Regions from separate parts of the Homo sapiens genome. Here regions 2, 3 and 4 are each linked to region 1. Evidence: chromatin contacts called from ENCODE Hi-C or POLR2A ChIA-PET data. All regions are on one chromosome and are shown on one strand. The core of a region is the stretch at or near the end of the contact, and the rest is flanking DNA. Distances in the headings are between cores, read along the strand shown.

Region 1 (2,700 bases), core at 20-2,519:
ATTGTTTTTGGACACACACATATGAAGTAACGTAAAAGGAAGGGTGCAAATTCACTTTATAATAGCAATTATCTATGAAGACAGTTTCAAAAAGGGCAACAAATATATCTATAAATGTTTTGAGCCAGTTGCTGTGGCTCATGCCTGTAATCTGAACACTTTGGGAGGCTAAGTCGGGAGAATCACTTGAGCCCAGGAGTTCGAGACCAGCCTGGGCAGCATAGTGAGACTCCGTCTCTACAAAAAATAAAAAATTAGCAGGTGTAGTGGCGAGCGCCCGTGGTTCCAGCTACTCAGGAGGCTGATGCGAGAGGATCGCTTGAGCTTGGGAGGTCGAGGCTGCAATCGCACCACTGCACTCCAGCCTGAGCAGCAGAGCGAGACTCTGTCTCAAAAACAAAACAAAAACTTGATAACATAGTCATAAATTAGCATTTATCGAATGATAAATATGTGCCAGACTGTTCTAAGCCCTTTCCCTGCGTGATCTCAGTGAAGTCCCATAATAGCCCCGTGAGGCAGGTACTGTCCTTTATCCCCATTGCAGGGATGAGGAAATTGAGGCCCTGAGGTCGAAGAGGAGCTGGTAAGCGATGATGCCGAGATAGGCCCCGGATCGCCTGGCTCTAAATCCCCAGCCCGGGCCCCGACACACAGTCCCAGGGTGGGAGAGGTGGTCTTCGGGGTCCGGGCACCGCGACCGCGGCCCAGGCCCGCCCGGCCAGCTGCGCGTACCGTGTAGAGCGTCAGGTCGACATGTCGCCACAGCCACCGGTCGTCCACCAGCCTCTTCCAGCGGTGACAGACCCTGGGGGAGGGGACGCGCGGTTAGAACGACCCCAGCCCCGGGCCACATCGCATCTCCAGGTGCCAGCTGCGCCCTCCGCCCTGCCCTTCCCCCCGGAGGCGGGGCCGCACCTGGAGATGCGGATCCGGTCCCGTACCGGGAGGTAAGAGAAGATCTCGAGCAGGACCGAGTCCGGCAGTTCGACCAAAGTCGCCATGATCCCGCCGACACGCACTTCCGCTTCCGGTTAAAGAGACCCGAGGGGTCCTGGGGGCGCCGAGGCGGCTGACAGGGCGGCGGCCGCGACCTTCCCGTAGCCGGTCGAGAAATTTGACCTTCCTCTCGCTGGGAAGTGATTCGGTCCCAGGGCCGGACCAGCCGCGGATGGGGACCAGAAACCAGCCTGGAAAGCGTGGCTGAGGCAGTGAGAGGCTTGCGGGAGGTGGCTGAGGCGTGATTTGGCCGCGACTGGGAACTAAGACCAAGTCCAGAAGGCGGGGCTGGAGTGAGGCGAAGCTCGGAGGCGGGGCTAGAGACGAGGACCAAGTCCGGAAGGCGTGGCCGGGGTGGGGTGAGGATCGGAGGCGGGGCTAGAGACCAGGACCAAGTCCGGAAGGCGTGGCTGGGGTGGGGCGAGGATCGGAGGCGGGGCTAGAGACGGGGACCAAGTCCGGAAGGCGTGGCTGGGGAGGGGCGAGACCCGGGGACGGGGCTAGAGGCGAGGCCCAAGCCCGGAAGGCGTCGCTGGAGTTGGGCGAGGCTCAGGGGCGGAGCCAGAGAACGGAACCAAGTCCAGAAGGCGGGGCTGGGGCGCGGCTAGGGGGCGGGGCTAGAGACGAGGACCAAGTCCAGAAGGCGTGGCTGGGGTGGGGCGAGGATCAAGCCCGGAAGGCGCGGCTGGAGCGGGGCGAGGCCTAGGTGGGGCTGCAGACGAGAACCACGCCTTGGAGGCGTGGCTAGGGCGGGTAGAGGCTCGGACAACCGCTGGAAGGCGGGGCTGGGGCGGGGCGAGACCTTGGGGGCGGGGTTGACGACGAGGACCTAGCCGAGAGGTCGTGGTCTGGACGGAAACCAGGCTGCAGCAGGACCAGGCGCCAAGGGCGTGGCTGGGGAGCGATGGAGACGCTCGGAAGGTGGGGAGCGGGGGACGGAGACAGGGAGAAGACTACGCCATGAAGGCGTGGTTGAGGCGGGGCGAGGCCTGTGGGTCTGGCCCCGAGCGAATGGCTTGGTAGAGAGTCAGAGAACTCTATTTTTTTACTTAATGATGCTTCTTGATGTCTATGCACAAGGATAAATTTGTATTACTGGAATATCGTGGCCAAAGGACCTGTTGAATTTTTCACTTTCATTGATACTACAGATATTTTCTGAATTGGCAAGTCCACCAAGAAACTATAAAAATGTGTGTGTGCAATGGCTGCACACAGCAGCTTCCTTGGTAGTGTACGCAGCCTGTTGGTTGTATGGGTTGCTCTAAGGGACCTTGGAGACAGGCCTTTCCGATGGATGTTCATGTTTCTAACCTTGCACTACCACAATGTAGGCTCCAAACAGGCATGTGAGGTGCCTTTGGAAAGCCCCAGGGCACTGTGGCCAGGGTTGACATTGGCCAAGTTATCATGTCCATCCGCACCAAGCTGCAGAACAAGGAGCATGCGATTGAGGCCTTGCGCAGGGCCAAGTTCAAGTTTCCTGGCCGCCAGAAGATCTACATCTCAAAGAAGTGGGGCTTCACCAAGTTCAATGCTGATGAATTTGAAGACATGGTGGCTGAGAAGCGGCTCATCCCAGATGGCTGTGGGGTCAAGTACATCCCCAATCGTGGCCCTCTGGACAAGTGGCTGGCCCTGCACTCATGAGGGCTTCCAATGTGCTGCCCCCCCTATTAATACTCACCAATAAATTCTACT
Region 2 (2,700 bases), core at 201-2,700, 510 kb after region 1:
CAACCTCCTAGGCTCAAGTGATCCTCCCACCTCAGCCTCCTGCGTAGCTGGGACTACAGGCACGCACCACCATGCCTGGCTAATTTTTAAAAATTTTTTGTAGAGATGAGGGTTTCACTATACCGCCCAGGCTAGTCTCGAACCCTTGGGCTCAATACAGCCTCTTGCCTCAGCCTCTCAAAGTGCTGGGATTAAAGGGATGAGCCACCATGCCCAGCCTCTCAAGCCAGCTTTGAAGGCAAAGTGCTGGCGCCTGCTGGGACCAGACACACTGTGCATCTTGCAGGAGAGACAATGTGTTCCCAGCTGAGAGACTGCAGACACTGAGAGGAAGACCCAGAAAGAAACCTGACCATCCTTAATGATCCCTGTCCCGATCTGTCCCCAAATTCAGCCCCTCCCAACATCCCTGGGGTTCCACTAGCCACGTGCCCACCCGGTGTGCTGGTGGGCCGGAGAGCAGGGAATCTCAGCAGCAGGAAGCGAGAACCTATTTCACCGCCATAGGGCAGGGCAGTATAGATGCCATTTCCCTGGGTCCAAAGAGCATTGGGAAGCGCTGCCCCATGCTGGCCCCATGAGAAGGGCACTCCTAGCAGGAAGATTAGCCACGAGGGGCTCCATAGAACACAGGCCTCGCTTCCTTCCTGTAGGTCTGTAGGCTGGTGGCAGAAGACCCCATTTTCCCAAATTAATCCTGAGGTTTTGGGGGCTGAGACCCAGGGGCTGCTGTTAACTTCCGGATTTATCTCTGAGAGCAGTGAATAAACGCGTGATATGGAGGGGCGTACTCTCCGCAGTCCTGAAACTTCTGGATGTGAGGTCCCGCCACCCTGTGGTAGAGTGGGTGGAGAAAAGCATCATCCAAGCAGGGGGCAACTGGTGGTCCAATGTACCAGCCCATTCACAATTCCCCAACAGGACCAAAGCTGTCCGCCCCCTTCCATTCCCCGCCCGCTTCCATCACTTGGTGTCGCCCAAGCCTGTGGTCGCCCCTAGCAACGCCCTCCCTCACTTCGCAGTCGGTTTCCCCTTTCATCATCGCCCCCCCACGTCCCGCTCTTGGTCTCTCCCGATCCCGCGTGGATCCGGTGCTTGGGCGCCCCCGCCAACGACCCCCGCGCACCTCAGCGTTGGTGTCGCCCGGTTCCCCCCGCGCACGCGCACCGTGGTATTTCCCGCCACGCTCCTACACCGCCCCCCCCAATACCTGGTTGGTCACGTCCCCCGGGAGGCCCCGGATCAGTATCTTGCGGCGGTTACGGAACTGGCGCTCGGTGTGTTCCAGGCGTTTCCGGATCTCTTCTGGATCTAGAGGCGGCAGCTCTTCTTCCGGCGCCCGGCGCTCCGCGGCATCGCCGGCTTCGACTTCGGCCCCAGACTTAGGGCTCAGCGGGGGCCGGTGAGTAACGGACACGTCCGCCGCCATCTTGGGAAACCCGGCGCCTTCTGGGACCAGCGAGCCGGGGCGGAGCGGCATAGAGCGGCAACGAGGGCGCGCCCGTCGATTGGCTGGGAGAAACCCCACCTCCTTCCCGCCCCCCTTGCCCCGTTGGCTAAGCCCCAGCCCACCTCTCAAGAGTTCAAGCTGCGTCTGCGCGCCACAGGCCCCGCCCCCTTCCGTCGCAGCGACGCTACTCAGTGGATGTGCACCTGGGTGGGAGAGACTTGCAGCGCGGGTGGAATCAAACCACAGATTAGGGAGTTTGAAGGCTTTATTGGTGCGGAATCTGAGGGCACAGCCAAGCCCCCGCCAACTTTGATCCCGGATCCCAGCGTCACTCAGCTCTGGACGGTTCTTCCCCCATTGCTTCTGTCGGCTGCATAGACGTGAGGGGCAGATAGGTGCTCTCCTCCCTAACATGGTAACTGCCGCTCCGTTGGTGCTCCCTGAAGACGTACATTAAGGCCAGTACGATAGTCACCACGCCCAGGGTCAGTAACACCGCCACGAAGACGGGGACAAAGTGGGAGCTCCCAGCTGTGCAGAGAAAGCGCTAAGTCAATATGCGTCCCTTCTGTCTCCAACCCCCCCGCCCCCCGGCTTACCGGTCCAGACCCGCAGCCCCGTGTTAGCTCACCCTCAATGTCCATCACCACGACCAGGGTGTATTTGCCTCGTGAGCTGGACGCTTGGCACTGATAAGTACCATTATGTGTTACGTTGACGAAGAACGGGATCCCCACCGGCACCTCCCGGCTGGAGCCTTCCTTCAAACACCGCAGCTCGGGGTACGGGTTGCCCCTGGCTTGGCACTGCAGGACGTGTCTCGTTTTATCTTTCCATTTCAAGTGCTGGGGGCATGTGGCTCGGTCAATTTTGGGACCATCTGTGGAACCACCATGTGTGATCAGACACCCAACACACCCGAGGCACAGTGGTGCAGAGGAGCGTCTAATCTTTCCAGGGCAGGGGTGGAGGGATTAAAGGTCAGGGTGACCGACTCACACAGGACTCGCAGCTGGACGCTACTGTTCCTGTGCAAGAACTCGCCGTCCACCTCGAGAGTGGCACTGCAGAAGAAGCTGCGTCCGTCGTCACTCTCGGTAGCATTTAGCTGAAGTTGAGCTGGCTGCCCCGGGGCCGCGGCCGGAACTCCGTCCAGCGTGACCTGGACTCGAGCCCCAGCCATGCAACTCACGGTCACTGTGGACCCCTCATGGGCGGTGGGCTCGCTGAGGTTCACAATGGGTCCTAGG
Region 3 (2,700 bases), core at 46-2,545, 750 kb after region 1:
CATTCAATAGTCAAAACAGATGAACTGTGTAAACTGGGTAAATCCCAATCTATCCTTAAAACAGCCCTGAGGGGAGATGCTACCGTTAGATATACTTTACAGACAGGAAAAGAGGCTCAGAGAAGTCAAGTCACTTCTCTGAATCCACAGTCAGGAAAGGACCCCGGATTCTGCTCCAGAGGAAGGAGAGGTTTAGACAGGAGTGGCCCCGGACCTGTTCTGTTATAGAAGGTGGCATCTTTCTGATAAATGCGGGGGTCCTTCTTCTTCAACAAGGAGAGCGTTTTGTAAAAGTCCCGCTCCTGCTGGGGATCAAATTCCTAGGGCAGGAAAAGGGTTGGGGATAGATTTCAGAAGGGAGATAATAAGAGCCCTGGCGCCAGCAGGTGAGCTCAGCGTAGGGATTAGGATGGAGGGGGGTGGATCTGGCTGGGGAGGTCAAACAGGTGGTCAAACAGCAGGAGGGAGAGGGGCCCTCTTGGGGTGGGCAGGGGCAGGCCACAGGTAGGTACAGGATATGGGTAGAGGAAGGTGAGGGGCAAGGAGAAGGTAATTCCTGGGGAAGACAAAGACTTGACAAGGGGCAGGTGGGCTGAGGGCACAAGAGAGACAGCGGGGAGGGGCTGGGCCAGGCCGCACAGTGGGGCCAGGATCAGGGCTGATGTGAGAAGTTGGGCGCCCCACGTGGCGCAAGGAGTACACTAAAAAATGGCTAGACTCTTGAGGATGAAAGAGGAAAGGGGGGGTTCTTGGGGGACAGAGTCGCCCCACACATCAGAGTGGGCAGGTGGGGATCGTGGCAGGGGAGAGAAAATAACGGGGATTTGGCTCCCCTGGGGAGAGGGGGGGCACTGTCTGTCCCTCATGGGATGGGGAGCGGAGGATGGGACGCTCCCGCAGGGCGCTCTGGGGTTGGGGGTTCCCCCCCGTCTACATCGGGGTCGGGGTGCAGAGGGGGGCTTGGACGCCTCCGCACGTCCAGGACGGGGCGGGGACGCGCACCACGCGCTCGTCGCTTGAGTCCGACTCGGAGCTGGAGTCGCTGCTGCTGTCTCGGTCCCCGTAGCGATCCTTCACTGCGGGACACAGACGGGATGCCCCCCCCCAGGTCAGCCGGCGGGGCCACTCGACTCCCCACTTCCCAACCGGCCGGCGCGCGCAGGCTCCCGCGCGCATGCGCCCCGCACTCACGCCGCTGCAGTTCCTCGCGCTCCCGGTAGCGGTTGTACCGCGCGGCAAACGCCGCGTTCACCCGCAGCTGCGACGACCCGCGCGGTTCCGGCATGGCGGTTCTGTGGCCCATTGCGCACGCGCATTGAGGAAGCCCTGGACGGGGCGGGGCCGCCCTCAGTCCCGCCCGCATCCACTTGTAAACGAGGCGTACCGCTGCTAACCCCGCCCCTGGCTTTTCCGGGATCCCTTTCGCCTCATCACCGCAGTCACCGCCCACGGCTACGCCCCTGCGGGGAAGGCCGCGGCCACCGCCCACCCGCCCCACCCCCTGTGCTCCGGGCACCCAGCTGACATCTGGGGGCCCTTTCTCCACTCGCGGTTTCCTGCTTCCCTTCCGTTCCGACAGCGAAAACCGCTGCCCCACCCAGCTCACTCACCCTGGCGCCCTGGGAATTACTATTCTCTCCCCTCACCCACCACATCCACGATCCGCGACCCCCGTCCTCATCCCCATCAACATCCGGGATGTGTAACTCTCCATCCCAGACTCAAAAATCAGAAGCCACCCGTGCTGTGATCATGCACAAGTCTTAATTTAATGGGTAAAAACATTAAATTATTACAACATTTTTTCCAATAAAGCATAATAAATAGAATCCATTTCTTTTAAAACGCTGTACAAGAGACTGGAAAACAAGCTTCCAACAGAATATGAATAACTCATAACTCATTCTACCTTCTTATTGATTTGGGACGCTCCCCCCACCCCCCATGCCTGAAGCAACGTGCACACTTCAGGTCTCTGAGCACAGCCGGCCAAGGCCACCAGCTTCTAGGCTCCCTGGAGGTCATGACTTCACTCTTAAATGCTCTGCCCTTGGGTCTCGTCTGAGGCCCCAGCAGCCTGAGGCGCAGAAGAAACTGAACCGTTTAGGTGGCTGTGGCCTGCAGGAGCCCTTCTCTGTCCAACACACCAAAAGGAGTGAGAAAAACAAATGAGAAACGTCCCCCAAACACTCACACCCCCAAAACCAACACCTATAAGCCACAAACTGTGCTCCTCCCCTACTGCAGCAGTGGGCAGGAGAAACAAGAAGAGAAAGTGTTTCTTCCCCTCTCTTCTGATACATAACCCCACGGGGTTCTCTTGCTGGAGAGGGTGACCCCAGATCACAGCGGGGCCACCATGTGGCCCTGCAGGATGTCCACGAGGTCCTGAGCCCCTCTCTGCAGTGCCAGCTCCAAGGGTGTGAGACCCCTGGCGTCCCTGCGATGGAGATCAGATTCAGCTGCCAGAAAGCTGACCACAGCAGTGTGACCCTCTTGAACTGCCAGATGGATTGGAAGTGCCCCGGTGCCATCAGGCACGTTGACATCAGCCCCGTGCTCCACTAGGACCTTCAGGGTGTCCAGGAATCCAGTGCGGGCTGCGTCATGGACTGGACTGGTACCGGAGGTGTCCTGGACATTGGGGCTGGCACCTTGCTTCAGCAGCTCCAGGGCGATGGCGGTGCTGCCAAACATCAT
Region 4 (2,700 bases), core at 32-2,531, 680 kb after region 1:
TCGGCGTCGGGCCAACCCTCTCCTGTGCCTCTCGCCTGGGGCCTGGCACTGCGCAGGGGTCAATAAACGGGTGGTTGGCTAACTGCCCTGCCACCGTGCCTGCCAGAGCGGCCTCCTCCACCCTCCCTGGGTGCCACTCGGCCCCCACTCTGGTGCCAAGGCCCTGGGTTTGCCTCTTGGTCTTTGGCCAATCGGTCAACAATGCCCCTTGGGCACCGGGCACTTCCCCCACCCTACAAAGCGGCAAGTGGGCGACTGCGCATGCCCCTCCTGAGCCTCCACCAGGCCCAGTGAGGCGAGGAAGTGACCCCACCGCGGCCTCTCGGCTGCCAACCCCAGAACGCAGATCGAGCCCCTCAACGCCTCGGAGCCCCCGGGCCTCCTTCTGCGCAGCGCCTCCTGGTTCTCTCGCTCGGTTTCCGCCGCTCCCGGGCCACCCCAAGAGTTGCGCCGTCCAACAAAAATATCCACCCAGGTCGCGCCCTCCTGGCCCTCCGAGTCCTGGCGGGGAACTCGGAGGCGCCCTGGGCCGTGGCGCCCGTTTTCCTGGTCTCCGGGCACGGCCGCAGGGGCGCTCGCGGCCCGCGATGCCCGCAGCCCGGGCACATCCCGCCTCACTCACCCCGCCATGGCCGCGCTCCGGCTCCGCCTCCACCGCCCGAGCCCCGGCGCCTCCATCGCTGCGCGTGGGGGAGGCGCGGAGCGCGCGCAGGTCACCATGACTAAGCAGAGCCGGGCGCCCGCCGTGTCACAATAAAAGTCCCCGGGCCCTGGCCTCAGGCGGTAGGGACCGCTGAGGGGCCGCTCCCCACCCCCGCCCACGCCTGCTGTCGCCCAGCTGCGCGGCCACCACGGCGCCCAGCATGGCGGCGGGGCGGGGGCACGCGACCCTGAGCGCGCTTAGCCGCGTGGTCCGAGTCGCGGGGAGTCTGAACCCCGAGTTCCAGGCCTGCGCGCCCCGGCCCGCACCAGGGGTGGGGTGGACACCCCTCCCCGTCGCTGCTGCCCAAGCGCTCACCTCAGCCCCCAGGTCGCCTCCGTAGGGGGTCCCTCGGGGTGGGGATGGCCGGGGCGCGCAGGGGCTCCGGGCACAGTGATGCCACCCGCGCACTGCGCTTCCGGGAAGCCGGGGGACCGCGACCCAGTCCAGGAGATTCCTGCCTTACCTTGGCTGTAGGGGACCCGCGGGCGCCTCCGCCGTCGGGGGGCCTCGGCTCCAGGGCTGCGTGGCCTGCGGGGTCTTGGTTGTCGGTTGGGGAGCGGCCTCGGGACGCCCGAAAAGGAGGCGGGGAGAGGGCGGAAAGGGCGCGGCGGGAAAGGAGCGGCGATTCTCCCGCCCTTCCCGCAGGTGCCCGGCGCCCGTCGGCGAGGAGTGGGGCATCGGGCGGGGGCGCACAGCCAGGCCCCCCTTCTCACTGTCCCTTCCATCTCCCGATTTCGTTGCTGGATGTCTCCTCGCGGGGCTGCGCGCCACCATCTGCTATTCTCCTTTTAACAACGCACAGCGCCGGCCTCGTGGTCCGGCGGCCGCAGGATCTAGGGAAAATTATCTACCTCGCTAGGTTTTCTTTTCTTTTCTTTTCTTTCTTTCTTTCTTTTTTTTTTTCCTTTAGAGACAAGGTCTCGCTCTGATCTGCACGCCCAGGCTGGAGTGCAGTGGCGCAATCGCGGCTCACTGCAGCCTTGAGCTCCTGGCCTCAAGCGATCCTCCCACCTCAGCCTCCTGAGTAGCTGGGACCACAGACAGGCGCCACCACACCCGGCTAATTTTTAGTTTTTGTTTGTTTGTTTGTTTTTCTGTAGAGATGGGGTCTCGCAATGTTGCCCAGGCTGGTCTTGAACACCTGGGTTTAAGAGATCCTGACTCCATTGGCCTCCCAAAGTTCTGGGATTATAGGTGTGAGGCGCTGTGCCCAGGCCTCAGGTTTTCCTTGTCTTTTTTTTTTTTTTTTTTTTTTAATTGAGACAGAGTCTCTCACTGTCACCTGGGCTGGAGTGCAGTAGCTCGATCTTGGCTCACTGCAACCTCCGCCTCCCGGGTTCAAAAAATTCTGCCTCAGCCTCCCGAGTAGCTGGGATTACAGGCGCCCGCCATCATACCCAGCTAATTTTTTGTATTTTTAGTACAGATGGGGTTTCACCATGTTGGCCAGGATGGTCTCAAACCCCTGACCTCATGATCCGCCCGCCTCGGCCTCCCAAAGTGTTGGGATTACAGGCGTGAGCCACCGCGCCCGGCCTTCCTTGTCTTTATTTTTGATTTACTTCCTATCAAGAGGCGTGTGGCACCCGTCTTTGGGGGGTTCAAACCCTGGATCTGCCTCTTACCAGCTCAGTGCCCGTGGGCGCTTACTTAGTTCTCTATGGTTCAGTTTCCTCTCTATAAAAAGTAATAATATAATAGCACCTACCTACCAGATTATCATTAAGACTAAATGCGGGGCCGGGCGCGGTGACTCACACCTGTAATCCCAGCATTTTGGGAGGCCGAGGCAGGCGGATCACGAGGTCGGGAGATCGAGACCATCCTGGCTAACATGATAAAACCCCGTCTCTACTAAAAATACAAAAAATTAGCCGGGCGTGGTGGCGGGCGCCTGTAGTCCCAGGTACACAGGAGGCTGAGGCAGGAGAATGGCGTGAACCCGGGAGGCGGAGCGTGCAGTGAGCCAAGATCACCGCACTGCACTCCAGCCTGCG

What was found. A loop is a pair of places that touch in the nucleus more often than their neighbours do. ChIA-PET counts read pairs that join two places held with the same protein, here RNA polymerase II (POLR2A). Pooled maps may share reads with other maps.
Region 2: a loop to region 1 is called in a map of CD4-positive, alpha-beta memory T cell, with 9 times the contacts of the local background. The contact joins the promoter of RAVER1 here to the promoter of FBXL12 in region 1. A Hi-C loop is called at or near these places in 1 of 168 maps with a recorded cell type or tissue (CD4-positive, alpha-beta memory T cell) and 8 of 50 pooled maps. POLR2A ChIA-PET finds 5 or more read pairs at or near these places in 5 of 52 experiments (CD4-positive, alpha-beta T cell, GM12878, HEK293T and 2 more).
Region 3: a map of naive thymus-derived CD4-positive, alpha-beta T cell shows a loop between it and region 1 (8-fold over the local background). The contact joins the promoter of KRI1 here to the promoter of FBXL12 in region 1. A Hi-C loop is called at or near these places in 1 of 168 maps with a recorded cell type or tissue (naive thymus-derived CD4-positive, alpha-beta T cell) and 9 of 50 pooled maps. POLR2A ChIA-PET finds 5 or more read pairs at or near these places in 1 of 52 experiments (naive thymus-derived CD8-positive, alpha-beta T cell).
Region 4: a loop to region 1 is called in a pooled map, with 7 times the contacts of the local background. The contact joins the promoter of KEAP1 here to the promoter of FBXL12 in region 1. A Hi-C loop is called at or near these places in 4 of 50 pooled maps.

Annotation. Positions count from the first base shown.
Region 1 is chr19:9,817,810-9,820,509 of GRCh38, forward strand. FBXL12 (F-box and leucine rich repeat protein 12) reads right to left here and starts at 1,270. Exons shown (of 3, transcript NM_017703.3): 1 at 919-1,270; 2 at 736-808. The coding sequence starts at 1,004. LOC124900430 (small nucleolar RNA SNORA70) reads left to right here and starts at 2,145; the gene lies at 2,145-2,285. It also overlaps the pseudogene RPL10P15. RefSeq lists silencers at 762-921, 1,372-1,461, 1,682-1,831.
Region 2 is chr19:10,332,079-10,334,778 of GRCh38, forward strand. RAVER1 (ribonucleoprotein, PTB binding 1) reads right to left here and starts at 1,451. Exons shown (of 13, transcript NM_133452.3): 1 at 1,211-1,451. The coding sequence starts at 1,429. ICAM3 (intercellular adhesion molecule 3) reads right to left here. Exons shown (of 7, transcript NM_002162.5): 5 at 2,450-2,700; 6 at 2,082-2,330; 7 at 1,698-1,981. The coding sequence ends at 1,779. RefSeq lists enhancers at 1-844, 845-1,761, 1,252-1,471, 1,712-1,851, 2,476-2,700 and a silencer at 856-1,079.
Region 3 is chr19:10,564,715-10,567,414 of GRCh38, forward strand. KRI1 (KRI1 homolog) reads right to left here and starts at 1,296. Exons shown (of 19, transcript NM_023008.5): 1 at 1,192-1,296; 2 at 1,003-1,076; 3 at 215-320. The coding sequence starts at 1,285. CDKN2D (cyclin dependent kinase inhibitor 2D) reads right to left here. Exons shown (of 2, transcript NM_001800.4): 2 at 1,746-2,700. The coding sequence ends at 2,344. RefSeq lists enhancers at 401-968, 717-766, 969-1,536, 2,485-2,700 and a silencer at 1,037-1,566.
Region 4 is chr19:10,502,075-10,504,774 of GRCh38, forward strand. It overlaps KEAP1 (kelch like ECH associated protein 1), which reads right to left and starts at 1,282. Exons shown (of 6, transcript NM_203500.2): 1 at 1,167-1,282. RefSeq lists enhancers at 1-17, 1-549 and silencers at 388-667, 678-1,297.